Linked DNA regions of Homo sapiens: region 2 is linked to region 1. Evidence: chromatin loops called from intact Hi-C (ENCODE). Cell type or tissue: B cell. All regions are shown on one strand. Each heading gives the region's core, and the rest is flanking DNA. Links, peaks and the distances in the headings are about the cores only.

Region 1 (4,387 bases), core at 282-4,281:
GACCTTGAGTCTTTGAGGCCCCAGGACTGGGGCTGACTGCACAGCGCCGTCCTCTGCCAAAGCCCCGTAGCACCAGAGCGCCAGTCACACACCAGGCCTCTGCGCAGAAGGCGCATGGCAAACACCCTCCGTCCACAGATGAGGCCTGCGCAGCACACGCCACGGGGACCCAGGTGCTCAGTCCAGACAGGAACAAGAGACCTCGGGCCCTAAACCCTGTGACAACCAGACACAAAGTGGGCAAGAGTCCCTCCCACTCACCGCAGAGATCCAAATAGCCAGGGTCCCTCTCCCCTGCTGCCTGGGGTCCCACCAACCATGCCGTACGCAGCAGCAGTCACCCAAGCCATCATGTGTATGGTCTCTTGCCTGGTTAACAAGTCAGGAAGGCTACGCTAAGGACGGCCCCCTCAAACAAATGGGCAGGGAGCACAGCACGGCAGACACGTCCATCCAGCACAGCCCTGGTCACGGAGGACACGGCACATGCAAGAGCCGCCTGCTGCCACTGCTCCAGGAGGCCCAAGGGAGCGCACTACCACACCCGATAGCTGCCCGGCATGAGCCAGAGGCAATGAAGATCTACACACCACAGGGCTCACACCACACGCCAGGCATCACGCACCAAGGCCCGGCGTCCCCAGAGGTGGGCCCAAGGGGAAATGGAGGAACAGAAGGAAAGCCCCTGGAGGGCCAAATAAAGGGGTCAGAAAAGACGCTACTCGAACTGGACCTCAAAGGCTGAGCTGGAATTTGCTAAGCCAAGAGGGCAGGTGGGAATTCTTATAGAGGAAACAACAGGAAGGTGCCGGAATGTCTGGGGATGGAGGGCACCCTGGCATGGACACGGAGGCCTCCTGACACGATGGGTGGCAAGGGTGACAGAAACACAAGTGACCCCAGTGCACGTGGCTGAAGAGGGTGAGCTTCACTGAGGCTCCTAAGCGCAGTGGTAGCACAGCCTCCCATGGTCCAGGAAGGAGCATCCCCCAACGCACCGCTAACACTGGTGACCAGACTCCACCCCGACCGCCAGGTCAACATGCAGCAGCCACAGCCTGTCTCACCTGGACCCACAGCCCCGCCTGCCCTGTGCACTCCGGCGCCCGGCCCACTGTGGAGGGTGCAGGTCAGGTGCTCGCTCTGTTCCTCAACAGGAGTTGTTTCCCGCAGCCCCTGCCGCCTTGGCTTCGTTAGCATTCAACAGCAATTTATTCCTCTCTCGCTGCCTTCTTTTGTGCAGCAGAGATAAGTAATGTTTCTAATCTGTGCTATCTCCCAGCTGCAAATGTTCAAGCACTTTTTTCTTTTTATTTAAAAAAATGAAATCTCATTTTAGATTTGCAAAAGAGACAGCTAGCAATCTTTACTGTACTAACAACCCGCCACCCAGAGGCCAGGCGGGAGCGTGGACGGAAGTGAGCGCATCGGGCTGGGAGACAGCCGAATCTCAGAAGTCAGCACTGGGAGATTCATTTCTCTTCTCTTCAAAAAACCCATTAGACGTGGTTCAGAAGAGGTACTCCTACCCGAGACCCAGGAAGCACCCGGGCCGTGGCTTCCTGTGAACAGTCCTCAGGCGTGAGCTCTCAACCCTGCAGGGAGGAGCCCCTGGTAGGCCATTCTGGCCATGAAACTATCCCCAGTGGGACTGGCTGCCGACTGTGAGGAGTCACCTCCCACCAGCCCAGCCCTCGATGCCCCAGGCATGACTCAGAAGAACCAGCACCAATGCTCTTGGTGTCATCTGGGCTAACCTAGCACATGGATTTTCAAACTTCTCACAGCTCAAGCCAAGGGGCTGGCTGTGAGCTCCTTACAGGTAGAGGTCATTCCTTACACTTCGCCCCCAGCCACACAAAGCCCAAAACCGTCTCAGGGACATGGGCATTTAATAACTACCTGTTGATGGATAAGGACATAGGTGAGAAGCAAATCCCAGGCAACCATTGAGGTTTGAGAGACAGGTGCACACTGCTTTACGACGGCCAGCGCAGTCAGCTGCAAGTACTTTCTGTTCCAGACCAGCAGGGAAAATGAGGAGGAAAAGGTCTCAAAGCCCAGCCTGTTTCTGAGCAGAGCTAGGAATCCCAGCTGACTAGATCTCCGCGTTCTCCTTTACTCTTGAAACTCTATGGCAGAAAGCACGGCCTTTTGACCTTGAGCCTTCTGACAGATAGTAAGAAGCATGCCACAGCCAGGCGCTTCTGAGCGTGAAGCACCTGCTTCCTGGAGGGGGTGCCACACTCCAGACATTACAATGCTGGTGCCTTGCTCTGTGGTACTGCCGCTTTGCTTCTGCTTTACCCTACCCACCTGCCCACCCGGCGCGTCTGCCTCGTCCTGGCAGGACAAGCCCTGAGCGGGCCCTGCACCATCTGCAGGCCTCCTGACACCTGAGAGCAGAGATGCTGTCCGTGTCCTGGGCCCTGGCTGCAAACCGGAAGGCGTCCTTGGAAACGGCCGCACTGGGCCAGCACACAGCAAGCAGGGAGAGTGGGAGCCGCGTCCACCCAAGCCCCAGGTCCTGGCCGCAAATCATCACTTCATCTTGGCAGCTCATTCTGTTTTTATCATCAGTTTTAAATAATTAAGCTGGCCCTGAAGGGGGTTGGAGGGTGGGAGGGGAACAGCTCGTTGCCCAAGGCCAAGCCCCAGCGACTGGAGGCGCGGCTCCAGCATGACTCCTGTCGGGAGGGGCGCAGGGGCCTCCAGTGCCCCCCACCTCCACTCTGCAGACACGCCTGACAACTTGACGTTGGTGTTAAAGTCGTATCATTTCTGTAACAGTGCAGTTATTAACGAAGCCTCATTTGCACGTGTCAGGGGAAGAGAAAAATCACCTAATTAACCACTTTCCCCATCAGCAAGAGGATGGGGGGAGTGCTGCCAATTTGTTTTCAACGGCTTCCTTCCCACCCTCAGAAACTTGCTCCCCTTCAATGGGAAAAAACTCATAATCCTTTGTCACAAGGGACTGGAAAAACCCTAGTTTCCACTGTGGGAACATTCATACACCAAAGAGGATGCGGGCTTTTGTGCTATGGGGTCTGCCCTGGGGGGAAGGGCCACAGCCACTGTGCCTGGCGCGAGACTGGGGCTCCACTCCTAAAGGGTCTCCATTCAGGTGGGTGGCATGAGACTGGGGCTCCACTCCTAAAGGGTCTCCATCCAGGTGGGTGGCATGAGACTGGGGCTCCACTCCTAAAGGGTCTCCATCCAGGTGGGTGGCATGAGACTGGGGCTCCACTCCTAAAGGGTCTCCATCCAGGTGGGTGGCATGAGACTGGGGCTCCACTCCTAAAGGGTCTCCATCCAGGTGGGTGGCATGAGACTGGGGCTCCACTCCTAAAGGGTCTCCATCCAGGTGGGTGGCAGGAGACTGGGGCTCCACTCCTAAAGGGTCTCCATCCGGGTGCCTGGCGTGAGACTGGGGCTCCATTCCTAAAGGGCCTCCATCCAGGAGGCTGTGCACCTGGACCCTGAGAGCCAGTAAAGAACAAAGACGCTTCTTCCCTCAACTTACCAAAGTGAGCAGCCTCTATGCTGCCACCCACCAGACTACCGGCTCCATGCTCACCAAAGTGAACAGCTTCTATGCTGCTCACCCACTAGACTGTTGGCTCCGTGCACACAGGGCCACAGCTGTCTCAGTCACCATCACAGCCCAAGCTGGCCCACGCCTGACACATGCTGGATAAACACATACCAGGCAGGAGAAGGAGGAGTGCAGTCCAGTGCACACAGGGGGCTCTGCAGCTGGGAAGACCCTGACTGGAGGTCTGAATCTGCCATGGGTGGGAGTGGGCAGATCACACAGCCTCGCTGACCTTGGACCCTCCTGTCTGACTCAGGACTGAGTCTCCCCAGCAGAAGAGGCTGAGAGCACAGGATAAGGTGAAAACGCAGGCTAGGTCCTGGCACCAGTCACAGGGCAGACTCTCAACAGATGCCAAGTCCTGCCACTGCACCCACCATCATCACCAACACTGCCACTGTCACCACAACCACCATCACCACCGTCACCGTCACCACCGCCACCGTCGCCACCGCCACCACCACCACCGCCACTGTCACCATCACCACCATCACTATCACCACCACCACCGCCACTGTCACCATCACCACCGTCACCATCACCGCCGTCACCATCACCATCACCACCGCCACCATCACCACCGTCACTATCACCACCGTCACCATCACCACCACCATCACTAGCACTCTCACCATGTCACCATCACCACTGTCACCCTCACCACCACTGCTACTGTCACCACTCACCACCACTGCTACTGTCACCACTCACCACTGTCACCAATAACCACCATCACCACCATTCTCACGTCACCATCACCACCACCGTCACCATCACAACTGTCACCAT
Region 2 (4,387 bases), core at 388-4,387, 250 kb after region 1:
GGTCTCGAACTCCTGACCTCAAGTGATCTGCCTGCTCAGCCTCCCAAAGTGCTGGGATTACAGGCGTGAGCCACCACACCCAGCCTATTTCTTATAATAGCATATGGGTCTACTATAAATCAATAAAAATACCAAACAATGAATACATTACTTACAGGTACATGATGGCTTCCTCTGAGGAACAGAGGAGAAAATATATTTTAGGAGAGGACTTGAGCCCAGAAGTTTGAGCTCACATAGTGAGACCCTGGTCTCTACAAAAAATAAAAAGAAAACTAGTTGGGTATGGTGGTGCATGCCTGTAGCCCCAGCTACTGGGGAGGCCGAAACAGGAGGGTTGCTTGAACCCAGGAGGTCAAGGCTGCTCTGAGCTGTGATTTCACCACTGCACTCCAGCCTGGCTGAAAGAGCAAGACTCTCAAAACGAAAAAAAAAAGGTGAGGCAGCCAGGCACGGTGGCTCACACCTGTAATCCCAGCACTTTGGGAGGCCGAGGTGGGAGGATCACGAGGTCAGGAGATCGAGACCATCCTGGCTAACACAGTGAAACCCCGTCTCTACTAAAATACAAAAAATTAGCCGGGCGTGGTGGTGGGCACCTGTAGTCCCAGCTACTTGGGAGGCTGAGGCAGGAGAATGGCGTGAACCTGGGAGGCGGAGCTTGCAGTGAGCTGAGATTGCGCCACTGCACTCCAGCCTGGGCTGGACTCCGTCTCAAAAAAAAAAAAAAAAAAAAAAACAGAAAAAAATTAGCCAAGTATGGTGGCTCACACCTGTAGCCACAAGTACTCAGGAGGCTGAGTTCAGAGGATCTCTTGAGCCTGGGAGGTGGAGGCTGCAGTGAGCCGAGATCACACCACTGTACGCCAGCCTGGGCGACAGAGATTGAGACTCCGTCTCAAAAAAAAAAAAAAAAAAAAGAAAAAAGGAATAGGGAAATAGGGAGCATCTGATTCCTGTCCATGCCTCACTCCTCTACATTTGAAGAAGCCAAGCATCATAGGGCAGAAAGTCAAATAAGTCTTTGAACAGGGTGTGTTGCTCACCTGTAATCCAGCCATGGGAGCCTGAGGTAGGAGAATTACTTGAGGCCAGAAGTTCAAGACCAGCTGGGGCAACATAGCTAGACACCCTCCGCCCCCACCATCTCCACAAAACAATAATAATAAGAGCCTTTGGGCTGGGCGCAGTGGCTCACGCCTGTAATCCCAGCACTTTGGGAGGCCGAGGCTGACGGATCACCTGAGGTCAGGAGTTTGAGACCAGCCTGGCTAACACGGCGAAACCTGTTTCTAATAAAAATACAAAAATTAGTCAGGCTTCGTGGTGGGCGCCTGTAGTCCTCAATCCTCAGGAGGCTGAGACAGGAGAATCGCTTGAACCTAGGAGGTGGAGATTGCAGGGAGCCAAGATAGCACCACTGCACTCCAGCTTGGGCGACAGAGCAAGATGCTGTCTCAAAAAAAAAAAAAAAAAAAGAAAAAAAAAAGAGCCTTTGGCTGAAGGCAGTAGGCGGCAGGGAAAACCAGGAGGAAACCAGCATGGTCAAACGAGACAGGGAAGTTCAGATGATTTGGGGCCACACTGGATTCTTTTTTTTTTTTTTTTTTGCTCATTTTATTTTCTTTTGCTTTGTTTTGTTGAGATGGAGTCTTGCTCTGTCACCCAGGCTGGAGTGCAGTGGTGTGATCTCGGCTCACTGCAACCTCCACCTCCCAGGTTGAAGCAATTCTCCTGTGTCAGCCTCCCAAGTAGCTGGAATTACAGGCGTGTGCCACCACAGCCAGCTAAGTTTTGTATTTTTAGTACATGGGGTTTCGCCATATTAGCCAGGCTGGTCTGGAACTCCTGACCTCAGGTGATCTGCCCGCTTCGGCCTCCCAGTGTTGAGATTACAGGCGTGAGCCACCACGCCTGGCCCACACTGGACCCTTTGAATCCATGGATGCCTCTTTGCGTCTCCAAGTGCCCTGCGAGATTGGACATAGACCGGTTTATGTAGAACATCCTGGAGAAATTACTGAGATACTGAGAAACTTGCTGGAGAGAAAGCTGCTTTTTCGGCTTCCTACTATGTAAGGAATTTAAAAAAGAAACTAAGTAAAAAAAGCAAGCCTAGTTCACACACTGAAAAGGGCGGGCTAAGATCGCCATCTGTAGGTGAATCGTTTCTTCTGCCAACTCGAATTCTGTCCACAGTTCCTGACACCTAAATGGGTCCAAGCTACCTAGCTCCCCCTCTAGCCTGCACGCTCCACCCAGGAAGGACAAGGCAGAGGCTCTGGCGAGTACAGTATCTTTTTCTTTTCTTTCTTTCTTTTTTTTTTTTTTTTTTTTGAGACAGAGTCTCGCTCTGTCGCCCAGGCTGGAGTGCAGTGGCGCGATCTCGGCTCACTGCAAGCTCCGCCTTCCGGGTTCACGCCATTCTCCTGCCTCAGCCTCCCGAGTAGCTGGGACTACAGGCGCCCGCCACCAGGCCCGGCTAATTTTTTTGTATTTTCAGTAGAGATGGGGTTTCACCGTGTTAGCCAGGATGGTCTTGATCTCCTGACCTTGTGATCCACCCGCCTCAGCCTCCCAAAGTGCTGGGATTACAGGCGTGAGCCACCGTGCCCGGCCCAGTATCTTTTTCAGGGTTACCCAGCCAGTGGCCAGGCGCGGTGGCTCACACCTGTAATTCCAGCACTCTGAGAGGCGGGCGGATCACCTGAGGTCAGGAGTTCAAGGCCAGCTGGCCAACATGGTAAAACCCCATCTCCACTAAAAATTAAAAAAAAAAAATTAGACGGGCATAGTGGTGTGCGCCTGTAATCTCAGCTACTGGGGAGGCTGAGGCAGAAGAATCATTTGAACCCGGGAGGCGGAGTTACAGTGAGCAGAGATTGTGCCACTGCACTCCAGCCTGGGCAACACAGTGAGACTCTGTCTCAAAAAAAAAAAAAAAAAAAAAAATAGGCTACCCACAAGTTAGCAAGAGAACTACAACCAAAAAATCATGACTTTCAATTTTTTTTTCTTTAAAAAAATTGTAAAAAAGCCTGGTGAGGTGGCTTACACCTGCAATACCAGCTACTCAGGAGGCTGAGGCAGGAGAACTGCTTGAACCTGGGAGGTGGAGGTTGCAGTGAGCCGAGATCACACCACTGCACTCCAGCCTGGGTGACAGAGTGAGGCTCCGTCTCAAAAACAAAAAAAAAAAAAGTAAAAAAAATGCGTAATATTATAGTAAAGTGTACATAACATAAAATGTACCATCTTAACCACGTTAAAGCATATGGTATATTGGCATAAAGCATGTTCACACTGACGCAGCCATCACCACCACTATCTCCCAAATTATTTTCCTTTTTTAAGTGTTATATTTTTAAATTTGTTATATTTTTAGTTTATTTTTTTCACCCTACCCCCTATATTTTTAATTTAACTTTTTTTTTTTTGAGACAGTTTATCACTCTGTCACTCAGGCTAGAGTGCAGTGGTGTGATCTCGGCTCACTGCAATCTCTACCCCCACCCCATGTTCAAGCGATTCTCCTGCCTCAGCCTCCCAAGAAGCTGGGACTACAGGAGCACGCCCCCACACACAACTAATTTTTTGTAAAGATGAGATTTCACCATGTTGTCTAGGCTGATGTTGAACTCCTGCCTTCAAGAGATCTGCCCACCTCAGCTCCCAAAGTGTTGGGATTACAGGCGTGAGCCACCGCGCCTGGCCAATTTAGCTTTTCTTAAGACAAGGTCTCACTCTGTTGCCCAGGCTGGAGTGCAGTGGCTCGATCCTGGCTCACTGCAGCCTCAACCTTCCAGGCTCAAGCTATCCTCCTGCCTCAGCCTCCTGTGACAGGTCCTGAATGTCCACAAACCCACCCAGGCTGGCCCATGGTGGACAGGTGGTGAGGTCAGAGTCTCAGTCCTCTCCAGCCCAGCATGAGGCTCCCAGGCTACACCCGGAGCCACCCCACTAGAGATCTCACCTGCCTGGGCCCTGGAAGGGTCACCCTGGATCTCTACCACCCGGTTCATGGCTCCCAGGCTCAGGGACTGGACACTTCCCGGCTCTGAACCTCTTCCTCAAAGACATGAAATCCCCACGCTCAGAACCTGGTTGGCCTACTTGGAAATACTTCTCATTCTGTTAAGATAAACCCACAGGAAAATAAAGGCACAGCTTTCCTACATTATCTCATCCAAACTCCCCCAAGCCTGCGAGGTAAGAAAACTGAGGCCTAGAGACGTTGAGGCTCTCTTGATAGCAAGGGAGGGGTTAGTCTCGGCCCAGTCTCCGGGCTCAGGCAGCCTCTCTCCCCAGCCAGGTCAGGCTTCCCCAAGGGGCCGTGTGGCGGAACATTTTTCATTTTCATAGTTATGAACCAATGTTAATATCAATA

The links. Peaks named below come from ENCODE experiments on the same cell type or tissue, not always from the same donor. Only the 100,000 strongest peaks of a DNase experiment are listed, where the experiment ranks them.
Region 2: a loop joins it to region 1, with 23 times the contacts of the local background. A loop is called at or near these places in 14 of 110 quality-filtered maps.

Annotation. Positions count from the first base shown.
Region 1 is chr7:2,098,180-2,102,566 of GRCh38, forward strand. All of the region lies in intron 11 of MAD1L1 (mitotic arrest deficient 1 like 1), which reads right to left. Among named protein-coding and RNA genes, the nearest start is that of SNORA114, 11 kb to the left of the region's middle. RefSeq lists an enhancer at 2,280-2,329. In B cell, for the core only: CTCF peaks have their summits at 1,371 (motif pointing left) and 2,256 (motif pointing right); DNase peaks (open chromatin) are centred at 1,622 and 2,242; H3K4me3 peaks cover 1,383 bases; H3K27ac peaks cover 2,559 bases.
Region 2 is chr7:2,346,022-2,350,408 of GRCh38, forward strand. It overlaps a transcript of SNX8 not described here. Among named protein-coding and RNA genes, the nearest start is that of EIF3B, 6.6 kb to the right of the region's middle. In B cell, for the core only: CTCF peaks have their summits at 2,159 and 2,359; a DNase peak (open chromatin) is centred at 2,150; H3K27ac peaks cover 370 bases.